Linked DNA regions of Homo sapiens: all the other regions are linked to region 3. A link is an interaction called in ENCODE POLR2A ChIA-PET data of the cell type or tissue named here. Cell type or tissue: K562. All regions are shown on one strand.

Region 1 (4,000 bases), 540 kb before region 3:
GATATTTATGGGAGGGGCTGCTCTATGCATCACAAACCTCTACAGGGATCTATCCCATTGCGGGGTCACCCTCTGCAAGGATAGAGGTGCTCAAAGTGGAGTCCCAGGAAGATAGGAGGGAAATCCCCTTATCTTTGGGAGGAAAAACTCTTGCAATGCTTGCAGCCATTTTTGACCCACTGGAAACCACCATCATCCCTGACCCAGCATTTTGGCAGAAACAGAAGGGTACCCCTCTTTGTGTGGCTATAAGGGAAATAGAAATAGGAGCCTCCACTTCTGGGAAACTTTGGCCCTCTCCCAAAGATAAGGAGCTTCCTTATGCTGAGACTGGGGGCTGAAGTTCCTGGTTCTCTGTCCAGAGTTACCCTGAGCTGGGCAGGTGGGGCCTGTGAGGGCAGATCTGCCCCCTGGCATAGCCTGTCTGCTCCTTGCCAACTTCTGCAGGGCCGGCGTGGTGACCCCAGGGATCACCGAGGACCAGCTGTGGAGGGCCAAGTATGTGTATGACTCCGCCTTCCATCCGGACACAGGGGAGAAGGTGGTCCTGATTGGCCGCATGTCAGCCCAGGTGCCCATGAACATGACCATCACTGGCTGCATGCTCACATTCTACAGGCAGGTCTTGTCCCACGTCCCCTTCTTCAGTGCCCTAAGCTAGAGCATAGCTTGACTAGGTGCGCTTCTTGTCTGGGCCAACTGGGTGAGTGAAAGATTGTGTCAGAATCGCTTCCATTCCTCAGAATTCAGCCTCAGGAGGTCTCTCACCCCAGAGACAGTAGGTGTGTTTGTATAAATGGGGGTGGGGGTACATAGGGGTTACCAGAACAGGTTCTAGGGCCATTAACTGGGTCCCTTCTTAGGCTTGGGGAATAACCTTTGGTTTCATTACAGGGGTCTAAAGATGAGGGCCACTGTAGACGGGGCAGAAGTGAGTGTCTTTGTTCCCTCAGGAAGACCCCAACCGTGGTGTTCTGGCAGTGGGTGAATCAGTCCTTCAATGCCATTGTTAACTACTCCAACCGCAGTGGTGACACTCCCATCACTGTGAGGTGAGAGCCAGCCCCCAGCAGCAGCTGCACTGTCCCATCTGACCCTCTCCTCCCAGCCTGCAGTGCCCTCTCCTTTCTCTCCGGTTCCCTGTGGACCATGCAGCCAGTGCTCAGCGCCCTCTCCTCAGCCTGCCCCACCCCGAATTACCCTGCCTAACTGAAGGCATGAGGTCCTCTTATGTATGCTGTGGGGGACCCACCCCTCTTCACAGGGTGCTACTGGGGCTTCTAGACAAGTTTACGCCGGAGATGGAGGGAAGGCTTCTTCTGCAAGGAGCTTCCCCTTTTATGCCTCATGTATTGAGGACTTGGCATATCCCTAAAGGAAAGGGCCACCTGCTGGACTTGTCACCTCTCCCCGTGACCTGGCTTTTCCACCCACAGGCAGCTGGGGACAGCCTATGTGAGTGCCACCACTGGAGCTGTGGCCACGGCCCTGGGACTCAAATCCCTCACCAAGGTAAAGGCCCCTCACTCCCCTGACCACCCCATTCATCCTCTATCTGCCTCCTTCTTCCTCATCACACCTCCAGTTCTGACCTATATGCCCCCTATATCTCCCCAGAGTCCCTCACCACCCCATGGCCCTTAGGGCCACTGAACAACACCCTTCCTCCCCAGCACCTGCCCCCCTTGGTCGGCAGATTTGTGCCCTTTGCAGCAGTGGCAGCTGCCAACTGCATCAACATCCCCCTGATGAGGCAGAGGTGAGTGACCCCGGCTCCTGGCATGTGCATGCCCAGAATGTAGCACACTGTCCATCCACGCAGACCACCTCAGAATGGGGACATCCCTCTCCCTCCCCAGACATGAGCTGCTGGGCCCTGGCTCAGTCTGACCCTGGGATCCTCAGGTGGGAGAACCAGCCTTTGAGCCTGGGGTGTGTGAGGGGACCCTGAGGAGCCGCTGCTCATTCGGGCATTGCAGGTGGGATCCGGGGCCTGTGATCTGACCCCAACCCCCCTCCCTTGCAGAGAGCTGCAGGTGGGCATCCCGGTGGCTGATGAGGCAGGTCAGAGGCTTGGCTACTCGGTGACTGCAGCCAAGCAGGGAATCTTCCAGGTGGTGATTTCAAGAATCTGCATGGCGATTCCTGCCATGGGTAAGGCGGGAGTGGCTGGGTGGGGCATAGGAGACTCTGAGAGAAGCAGGTGCAGTTCTCAGGGACTTTGGAGGACTCTGGGGAGAGAGGGAGGAGCTTTGAGGGGGGTCACCCTTCACAGTTCCTGACTTTAACTCCACTACTAATGTTCTCCTTCTTGGCCCTGCTCTCCCCACAGCCATCCCACCACTGATCATGGACACTCTGGAGAAGAAAGACTTCCTGAAGGTAGGCGACTGTACCTCTCTTGTCCTGGAATGGGCGATGGCTGGGAGAAGTGACCAGGCCCCAACTCTCTCTCCAGCCTCGCCTGATTCTCTAAGACTTGCCAGCCCTTCTCCTGACCCCTGCACCGCCTCCTCCACCTTCGTTCATTCAGCAAGAATGAACTGGGCTGGGGTGAAGGAACTCTGCAGGGGCAGGAGGAGAGGACAAAGGAAGGAAACCAACTTCATCAGTGTTACTCCAGTGGCTTCTGACACACAGAAGGGGACTGTCATAGTCATGCTTGATCTCATGCTCATTCTTTTACCCCCTAGTGCCTCCATACTGAGAGGTACACACGGGTGAACACGCACACACAGACATGAACAGGACACGAAAGCAAAGCACAGGAACAAGCTCTGGCTCATTCACAGAATCATTTATTCACAAATGTATTGAGTGCCATGCACCAGGCATGTTTTAGGGCTGAGGAGATGGCACTGAACACAATGGTTATGGCCCCTGTCCTCATGAAGTTTATAGTCTGATGCAGAAACCAATAAACAAGGAGGCACCCAATAAATACATTCTTAGAAAGTGTAATATGTGCTTTGTAGGAAAGCAATGGGGGTAGTGTAATTGAGATTCATGGGGGAGAGCTGTTTAGATAGGATGATCAGAGAAGGGGTCTTTAATGCCGCAAAGGATGAGGAGAGAGCCAAATAACGCAGAGAAGAGTGTTTGGGGTACAGAAAACAGTCAGTGCAAGGGCACTGCAGTAGGAGGGGCTTGCACATTTGAGGAACAGGTTGGTGGTCCCTGTGGCCAGAGCAAATTGAGAAGAGTGCCGAGGAAGAGATGTGCTTGGAAAGGGTCAGATTCATGCCACTGGGATGGGAAGAGGTAAGTGGAGGTTCACAGGAGGTTTCCTGAAGAAATCAGCTCCTGGAGGAAGTGAGGGAAGAAAAAAAAGGGCCAGGGAGTGCCATGGCAACCAATTCTGAGAGGTGAGAGGTCATGGGATGCCGGGGAGGGTGATCAGCAGACAGGCCTGGCTGGAGTGGAAGGGCGTGATCTGGAGGTCCCAGCCCTGTCATTGCCTTGGGAGAAAGAAAACGGCCACAGGTCTAAGGGCTCCAAGGCAAGGCTGATGGGATAGAGCTATGGTGGGTGAAATGGGGTGACAGTGAGGCAGGGGACACAAGCCGTTCCATTGTCTTTCTGTCTCTCCACAGCGCCGCCCCTGGCTGGGGGCACCCCTGCAGGTGGGACTGGTGGGCTTCTGGTAAGTGTGCAAGGAGTTAGCTGGGGTGTGTGGGAGTGCCTTGTCCATGGTGGATGTGGGTGGGTATGGATTGTCTTTAAGATGTTTATAGACATCATCCATTCATACATTCAGTGGGTGTGTGTTTGGAACAACTATAGGGTCTACTTTGTGTGTTACGGGGTGGTCCCTGTCCTTGAAGGTCAAGATCCTAGTGAGGGGGTTCCAGTCTTCATCTATAAGAGGAAACCATGGAAATGTACCTTTTGGTGCCATCCAGGAGATTCATGCCCATTTAATTCCTGATTCTGCCACTTACTGGTTGTGGGGCTCTCTTTCCTCAGAACCTGATGTCCAGGTTGGGTTTACTATTCCTAA
Region 2 (4,000 bases), 180 kb after region 3:
AAAATTCCAACACAAGAGTCTAGAATCCTAAATCAGGCTCCTTGGCCTCATCCCCACACCAGTGTTTCTGTGCCTTGAGTCAACAGAATGGCCTCTCCAGTAAGAGAATCTCAGCCTGGCTTCCCTATCTCAATTCCTCCTTGGCTCCAGGGAAACACCCACAATATAACAGATAAAATATTAAGGTCTATACACAGAGTGGCTGAAAAATTTATTGTCCTGTGTACTGATTCATGCTACAACATGGATGAACCTTGAAAACATTATGCTGAGTGAAAGAAGCCTGACTCAAAAGGCTGCATGTTGTATAATTTTATTTGTATGTCTAGAATAAGTAAATCCATAAAGACAGAAAATAGCAGTTGCCAGGGGCTGGGGAGCCAGGGAATAGGGAGTGACTACTAATGGATACAGGGTTTCTTGTAGGGTAAAGAAAATGTTCTGGCCCGGCGTGGCGGCTCACGCCTGTCATCCTAGCACCTTGGGAGGCTGAGATGAGAGGATCGCTTGAGCTCAGGAGTTCAAGATCAACCTGGACAACATAGTGAGACCTCGACTCTCCTAAAAATTTAAAAAAAAAAAAAAATTAGCTGGGCATGGTGGCTTGCGCCTGTAGTCCCAGCTACTCAGGAGGCCAAGGCGGGAGGATCATTTGAGCCTGGGAGGTAGAGACTGCAGTGAGCCATGATCACGCCACTGTACTCTCACCTGGGCAACAGAGTAACCCCGTCTCAAAAATAAATAAATAAATAAATAAATAAATAAATAAATAAATGAAAATGTTCTGGAATTAAATAATACTGTTGATTGTAAAAGTTTCTCAGTATACTAAAAGTATGAATTATGTACTTTAAAGGGGTAAATTTTGTGGTATGTGAATTATATCTCAACAACAAAAATGGAAAAGATGGAGGAAAAAAATACCACCTAAAAAAAAGTTTGTCATCCAAACCAGGACTGAGGCACTGTTTTTTTTTGAGACAGGGTCTCACTCTGCTCCCTAGGCTGGAGTACAGTGACCCAAACATGGCGCACTGCAGCCTCGACCTCTGAGACTCAGGCAGTCCTCCCACTTTGACACTTTTGAAGTATTAATAATCACCCTGGGAAAATATGTATAAACCATATGGTGACTCTAGCTAAGGACAATGAATGAGAGCTCTGTGTGCAATCTCTGTGTGCCACCTGTCTTTACATCTTCTCTAAGGAGCTTAAGCAATAGCCTACCCAGCCAAGAATTCTGTGGCCACTGGTGGCCCTAGGGACCACGTGTATTGGTACTCTCAGCTCTCCTTGGCTCTTCTGCTCCCAAATTCCCTATGTCATTTGGGATTCTACTTCCCAAATAGGACCTCCTTTTTTGTAATGAGCTTTAAAGATTTACTCTACTCTGACATACATTGGACCTCTGCCTAATCATCGGATTTCCATTCCTTCCTTCCTTCCTTCCTTCCTTCATTCTTTCATTCTTCCATCAGTCAATTATGTAGTCTCTACTGGTACCAGGCAGTCGGGCAGTGTAGCAGCTGAGGAATACAGATGGATAAGTTACGTTTTCTTCCCTCAAGAAATTCACTTTCTATTAAGAAGATCGACATTTTAAATAGAAGGCAGTGAAGACACTTCCGAGCTAGAAGTATGTATTGGGTACAAGAAGGCCCAAAAAAGGGGGAGGTCGGCTTTTCCTGAAGGTGGGACTTTCCCCATGCCCACCTCTGGACATTCCAGAGAGATTGATAGGACCTAATTTGGCATCCCACAAGAGGAGAGGAGAATGCTTTCTCTGTCTTTGGTTGCCTCTCCCATTCCCATGCTCCTCTCCCATTTGGTGGCTGCTCTTAAGTGGCCTCTCACTCCCCCCAGCACACTGGGACGCTGCCACTGACTGGCATCTCTGGAGCCTCTTTCCTGGAGGCTCAGATTCCCATCCTCTGGGTGTTGTCTGGCCCTTTTCTTCCTAAGTGCATTGTGTTCTTGCCCATTTTCCTGCCCACTTACAAAGGCTTATACGGTTAAGCCCTTTGCCCAAGGTCACAGCTGGTTAGTAACAAAAGCCAGGCTAGAACCTGGGTTCAACCCTCAAAGTGAAGTCCTTCTGAGCTTCCAATGAAGGGTTTTATTTTCCTAACAAACTGCCTTGTAACCTGAAGAGGTGAACCCCAGCCAATCTCAGACCCACTTTTTTTTTTTTTTTTTGCTAATTTAGCTGCACCTTGGCCATTCCAGGGGTGGCAGAGTTCATAAGCAGTAAGTAAATGATTAGTAACCCCCCCACCCCACCAAGGGTGCAGGTCAAGATCTCAGCACAAAGATCAGGTTGGAACTTCTGATCTCTCCCAGCCTGTCTGGGTAATCCCAGTCCCCCTGCCATACAGTTTGGGACCCATCTGACAATGGAGTTTCCAAGACTGGGCAGAAGGAGCAATGGGATTTGGTTCTCCCATGATATAGAAGAAAAAGTTCACACTTCGATAATTCAGAGTCAGAAAAGCTTAGGGGTTAAAAACCTGGATTTGAAAGGCCAACAGATCTGGATTTATTTATTTAGAGACAAGGTCTCGCTCTGTCATCCAGTGGACTCAAGTGATCCTCTCACCTGAGTCTCCCAAGTAGCTGGGACTACAGGTGCACACCACCTCTCCCAGGTAATTTTTTATTTTTTGTAGAGACGGGGTCTCACTTTGTTGCCCAGAGTGGTCTTGAACTCCTGGCCTCAAGTGATTCTCCCACCTTGGCCTCCCAAAATGCTGGGACTGCAAGTGTGAGCCACTGTGCCTGGCCCAGATCTGGATTTAAATCCTAGCTGTAAAACTTTGGAAGGAAGAAATTCCTTTGCTTTTCTGAACCTCAGTCTCCCCAATGTAAAATGAAGATAATGTATTCAGGGGAAAAAACCCTCATGAAGGTAATAACTACCTCATAGTACTATTATGAGGATGAGATGAGATGAAGTGTACCAAGGCTTAGAACAACTCTAGTAGACAGTAAGCACTTAATAAATGGTATGTAGCTTTTGTTGTTGTTATCTTTTCTCAAACTATCTCTAATCTTAGAAGGGTCCAGAACTCTGGGGACTGGTTGGCCAAGTTTCCCCAGATAATGTTTGCAGCCCTCTTATTTGCCCCATAATGGCAACTTCATTCATTAATTTACCAAAATTTATAAAGCACCTACTATATTCCAAGGCTACTTGAAACATTATAGTTACAAATAAGAAGTTACAACTCACTGTTGTAAATAGAATAATGTATAAGCCCAGAGGATTGCCTGGGAGACATAATAGAGGGTAGAAAAGTTTAGGTCTCGAAGGGTATGTAGGAGTTCACTAGGCAGAGGGAGCAGCACATGAAAAAACAAATGCATGGAAAAGCATGTAGCATTTGGGAAATGTTAAAAAGTTCTGCATCACTAGAACCTTCCACAAAAGAGGAAGGAAGCCAAGCACTGTGGCTCACACCTGTAATTCCAGCTAGTTGAGAGATCAGACGGGAGCATCACTGGAGTCCAGGAGTTCTGGGCTCCTGCAATATAGCTGCCTCTGTCTCAGAAAAAAAAAAAAAAAAAAAAAAAGTGGTGTCGGGCATGGTGGCTCAGGCCTGTAATCCCAGCACTTTGGGAGGCTGAGACAGGCGGATCACGAAGTCAGGAGTTCAGGAGCAGCCTCGCCAACATAGTGAAACCCCGTCTCTACTAAAAATACAAAAATTAGCTGAGTGTGGTGGTGGATGCCTGTAATCTCAGCTACTTGGGAGGCTGAGGCAGGAGAATTGCTTGAACCCGGGAGGCGGATGTTCCAGTGAGCCGAAATCGCACCGCCACCGCCGCACTCCAGCCTGGGCAACAGAGCAAGACTCCGTCTCTGAAAAAAAAAAAAAAAAAATGCGGATGGAGGTAAGTCTGAGAAGTTGTGGTCAGATTGTGGAGGACTCCCTATGCCCAGCTCAGGAATTTGAACTTTACCTTGTGGGCAGAGGGAAACGAGATTTTTGAGCCTGCGGGT
Region 3 (4,000 bases):
TAATTTATCATGATTAGGCAAATCCGGCAGGGAGAGCCGATTCCGGCGGAGGAGGCTAAAAAGATGAATTTCAGCAATAAAATTAAATAAGGACGGACGGGCAGCCCCTCCTCCCTCCCGCTTTGCTGATCTCTCTCTTTCTTACAATTTATGAGGCCAATTATGAAGATGAGGTTGGAAGTTCCTGGAACTTCACTAAATGCAAACGGCGGTCCCTGCTGTTCCCATCAAATTAATTAACCGCGCGCTATTGATGGCCGCTCAAGGCTGACGCAGGCGGCCCACCCTGCGGCCTCCTCCATGGACACGAGGACACAGGGTCCGGGGGCCCAGCCAGGACTCCACCTGCAGTAGGGACTCCAGCACCACTGGGGACTTCCAGGGACCCCCCACCTCCTTCTACCCAAGGCCTTGCCTGAGCCCTTAACAACGCAGGGCCTCCACCAAGACCTAAACAGACAGGGCCACACGGTCACATGCCCAGGGTTGAGCACACACACACTCAGATACAAAATCATGAACATACAGCACAGACGCAGGGGCCGGGAATGTGCATTAGGCACACACATGCCCCTGCAGTGGAACATGAACACACATATGCAGGGGCACTACACACACAACAACAACCACCCAGCTGAGGGAACCGGAGCAAAGGATGGGGGAGGTGCGCTGTGTCTGGGGCTCTGGGCCTGCTCCATCAGGGCCAGGCTGAGTCCAGCAGGGCAAAGGTGCCACCATTGCTAAGAGGCTCCACTCAAGCAACGGCCAGTAGCCTGCCTTCCCTGGGGTCCGTACTGCCCTCCAGGGGCAACCTCGGGCCCCTACCCATGGCCCCTCAGCCCCTGGGGCCTTGCTTCATCTCCAGGCCTGGGGCCTTCTTCAGGGATGTTCCCTGCAGTGTGGGGACCAGGTCTTGCCGAACAGAGCCTCAGGCCAGTTTGGGACTTCATCCCTGAGGACTCCCCAGTTCCAGAGCTCAGAAGCAGTACTCCCCAGTGGCTCAAGAGTTCTGGAAAACTAAGGGCAGAGCAGACATAAGGCCAAAGGCACCTGCGGCTGAGCCCATCAAGGCCTGCAAGCCTGGTAGCAGCAGGTGCCCCAACAGCAGTAACTTGCATGGGAGGCCACTCCCTCAGATAACAGGGGAGGGCCTGGAAAGGGGCGCCCCTGTTTGGGGAGCCCAAGTCTTCTCCAAGCCACAGTCCTCCATCCTGGCAAGAGGCATCCCATTCCATTTAAAGGGAGAGTAATTCCATGATTCTCCTGGAGAAGCAAGACAATGGGCCTGGGTTTGCCTTTCCCAGCCATTGGAACTGTAGGATGGGACACAGCTAGACTTGCCTACCTTGTCATGCCCACTCCAGGTGATGCCTGGGAAGCCCCTGTCCCATGCCCACACCTGCCCTGTGAGCAGCTGGAACCCAGGAGGAAAGGCCAGGGCCTGTCTCGCTCCCCTTTCCCGGTGCCCACGTCTGCCTTGTGAGCAGCTGGAACCCAGGAGGAAAGGCCGGGGCCTGTCTTGCTCCCCTTTTAGTGTAGGTCTAAGGTCAAGACTGAGGTCCCCACCCCAGGCCCTGGGAAAAGATGAAGCTCCAAGCTCAGTAGGGGTGGGGCAGAGCAGCCCAGCGGGGACTTGCATCTTGCACAGTGTCAAGAAGAAACTGAAATTAGGGAGGCTCAGACTGAACATGTGGCAGCCCTGGGCTCATGTGAGGCTCCCCCTTCCCCACACACTTCAGAGGATGCCCTCTACCTCACAGCAGGGCCTGCTCACACTTGCTGTCCCTCTGCCTTTGTACAGGGAGAGCCCAACACGCACTCGGTCTATTGGGTTTCTGCAGTCACATTAACAAATTACACCAACTTACTGGCTTAAACACCACAGTCATTATCTCACAGTTCCACCAGCTCAAAATCCAACAGGGCTCCCTGAGATAAGGCCAGACATCAGCAGAGCTGCCATCCTTCTGGAGGCTCTAGAGTAGAAGCTGTTCCTTGGCTTCTCTGACTCTTAGAGGCTGCTCACACTTGGCTGGAGACCTTTCCCCATCTTCAAAGCCAGAAACTTCGCATCTCTCTGACCTTTCCTCGTCAAGTCTCTCTTTGATTGTAGATTGTAGCTTTTTTTTTTTTTTTTTTTTTTTTTGAGACAGGGTCTCACTCTGTTACAACTCAGGCTGGAGTGCAGTGGTGTAATCTCAGCTCATTGGAACCTCTGCACCTCTGCCTCCCAGGCTCAGGTGATCCTCCCACTTCAGCCTCCCAAGTAGCTGGGATTATAGGCACCACTAGGTCTGGCCATGCCTAGCTAACTTTTGAATTTTTTTTTTTTTTTTTTTGGTAGAGATGGGGTTTTGCCATGTTGACCAGGCTGGTCTCAAACTCCCAGGCTCAAGCAATCAACCCGCCTTGGCCTCGCAAAGTGTTGGGATTACAGGCGTCAGCCACCACACCCGGCCCTGACTGTAGCTCTTAAGAACTCATGTTTACACTGGGCCCACAGGATTACTCAGCATAATCACCTCATCTCAAAATGCTTAAGCTTCATCACAACTGCAAAGTCCCTCTAGCCAACTAAGGTGACATATTCACAGGTTCCAGGGATTAAGACATGGACATCTTCAGTGGACCATTATTCTGCCTGCCACACGTGGCCTGTCCAAGGACAACCCTGGCTCAGGGACAGAGTGATGAAGAACTGGGCTGGAGCAGGGAGCAGGCTTGTGGGGTCTCTCTGCCTACTCCAGGCCAGGTGGTGACTGGGTGGTAGGTGTGCGGGGTGCTCAGCTGCTGGACAGGACCCCAGTTACCACCAGGGCCCTGAAATGGAGTCTCTCTCCATTCAGGATGAATGGGAGACTGGGCTGAAAGCCTGTTCGAGAACCTGGTTCAGCGCTAAAGTGCCTGGGAACCCCCAATATTCATATTCCTTGCTTACTTGGACTCAGAGAACCTCATTTCACCTCATTTTACCTCCAAACTGGGCAGCCTTTCTCAAGACTCAGAAATCCCTCCATTAGCTCCTCTGCCTCAGTGGCTCTTCTCCTGGGCTTCTGTGTCAGACTGGGCAGCTGAAGGGACACCCAGATGGGTCACTGGAGGTGGGGCATGCTCCCTCTTTATCCCACGACTTTGTGTTGCCCTGGCCAGGAGGTGGGACCAAGAGTCTGCATGGTTTCAAGGCAGTCTCTGAATTCTGAGTCTCCTGGGGGAAGGAGTTAAGGCAGATGGGGAGGGATGTCAAGAATGGAGGTCAGACCCTGATTTCAGACAAAGAAGTAAGCGGCATCCCTCCCTGCAGTTCTGGGACCTCCCTGTGTGTAGGAAAACTTGGGCGAGCTACTCTATGGCCTGCTGCACACTGGTTCCCTCCACCCCCAGCCCTGGAGGTCCTGTTCCTTGGGCCTGGAGCAGGCTGCGGCAAAAGGAGAGAAGCAACTTCCACATTTGGACCCAGACACGCATCTTTGGACTTCTGCTGACTCCAACTCTTGCTGGGGACAGCAGCAGGCACTGAGGGACCAGTCCAGAGTGGGACCAAAAGCAAGCCTTCACACCCGGGGGCCCAGGCTTTCCCCAGCCCCTCTCCTATCTACCCAGGCCCCCACTGTGGCTCTTGGCAGCCATGTGTCCCTGGCAGTAGACACTCTCAGGGGAGAGGCTCGCCCCTCTAGAAGGCTTCTGGGCTTTTGATTGGCCATCTCTTGGGTTGGTGCTGAGCTGCGAAAGGGCCCTCCAGGTCCTGTGGGCTTCTGATTCCTTTCCCAACATGATCAGTGCTGGGAAGACCCCCTGACTTACACTTCAGGGGTATGAGCTTGAGTTGGGGGGCCTACTCCCAGGCTGCTAGGATCCCATGATCGAGACCAGGCAGACAAAGGCTGGCTCCGGGACTCTGCAAGTTACCAACAGAAATGTAGCCCACCCAGCACACTCAAGGTGGGATCCCCCTGTGGAGCCAAAGCTGCCCTCACGCGTCACCACCCAACTCCCAGCATGG

Evidence for each region. ChIA-PET counts read pairs that join two places held together with the same protein. Peaks named below come from ENCODE experiments on the same cell type or tissue, not always from the same donor. Only the 100,000 strongest peaks of a DNase experiment are listed, where the experiment ranks them.
Region 1: POLR2A ChIA-PET joins it to region 3 with 6 read pairs; 2 of 35 experiments call an interaction of 5 or more read pairs at or near these places.
Region 2: POLR2A ChIA-PET joins it to region 3 with 5 read pairs; 5 of 35 experiments call an interaction of 5 or more read pairs at or near these places.

The regions. Positions count from the first base shown.
Region 1 is chr10:101,035,050-101,039,049 of GRCh38, forward strand. SFXN3 (sideroflexin 3) reads left to right here. Exons shown (of 12, transcript NM_030971.6): 4 at 448-618; 5 at 954-1,052; 6 at 1,437-1,512; 7 at 1,674-1,759; 8 at 2,027-2,154; 9 at 2,333-2,382; 10 at 3,594-3,643. Among named protein-coding and RNA genes, the nearest start is that of SFXN3, 5.8 kb to the left of the region's middle. In K562, a CTCF peak has its summit at 3,591; no DNase peak of the experiment used is centred here.
Region 2 is chr10:101,751,239-101,755,238 of GRCh38, forward strand. The region is part of intron 2 of LOC105378458 (a long non-coding RNA gene); the gene reads right to left. Among named protein-coding and RNA genes, the nearest start is that of FGF8, 23 kb to the right of the region's middle. In K562, no CTCF peak of the experiment used is centred here; no DNase peak of the experiment used is centred here.
Region 3 is chr10:101,574,187-101,578,186 of GRCh38, forward strand. No RefSeq gene overlaps it. Among named protein-coding and RNA genes, the nearest start is that of POLL, 12 kb to the right of the region's middle. In K562, no CTCF peak of the experiment used is centred here; DNase peaks (open chromatin) are centred at 1,915 and 2,508.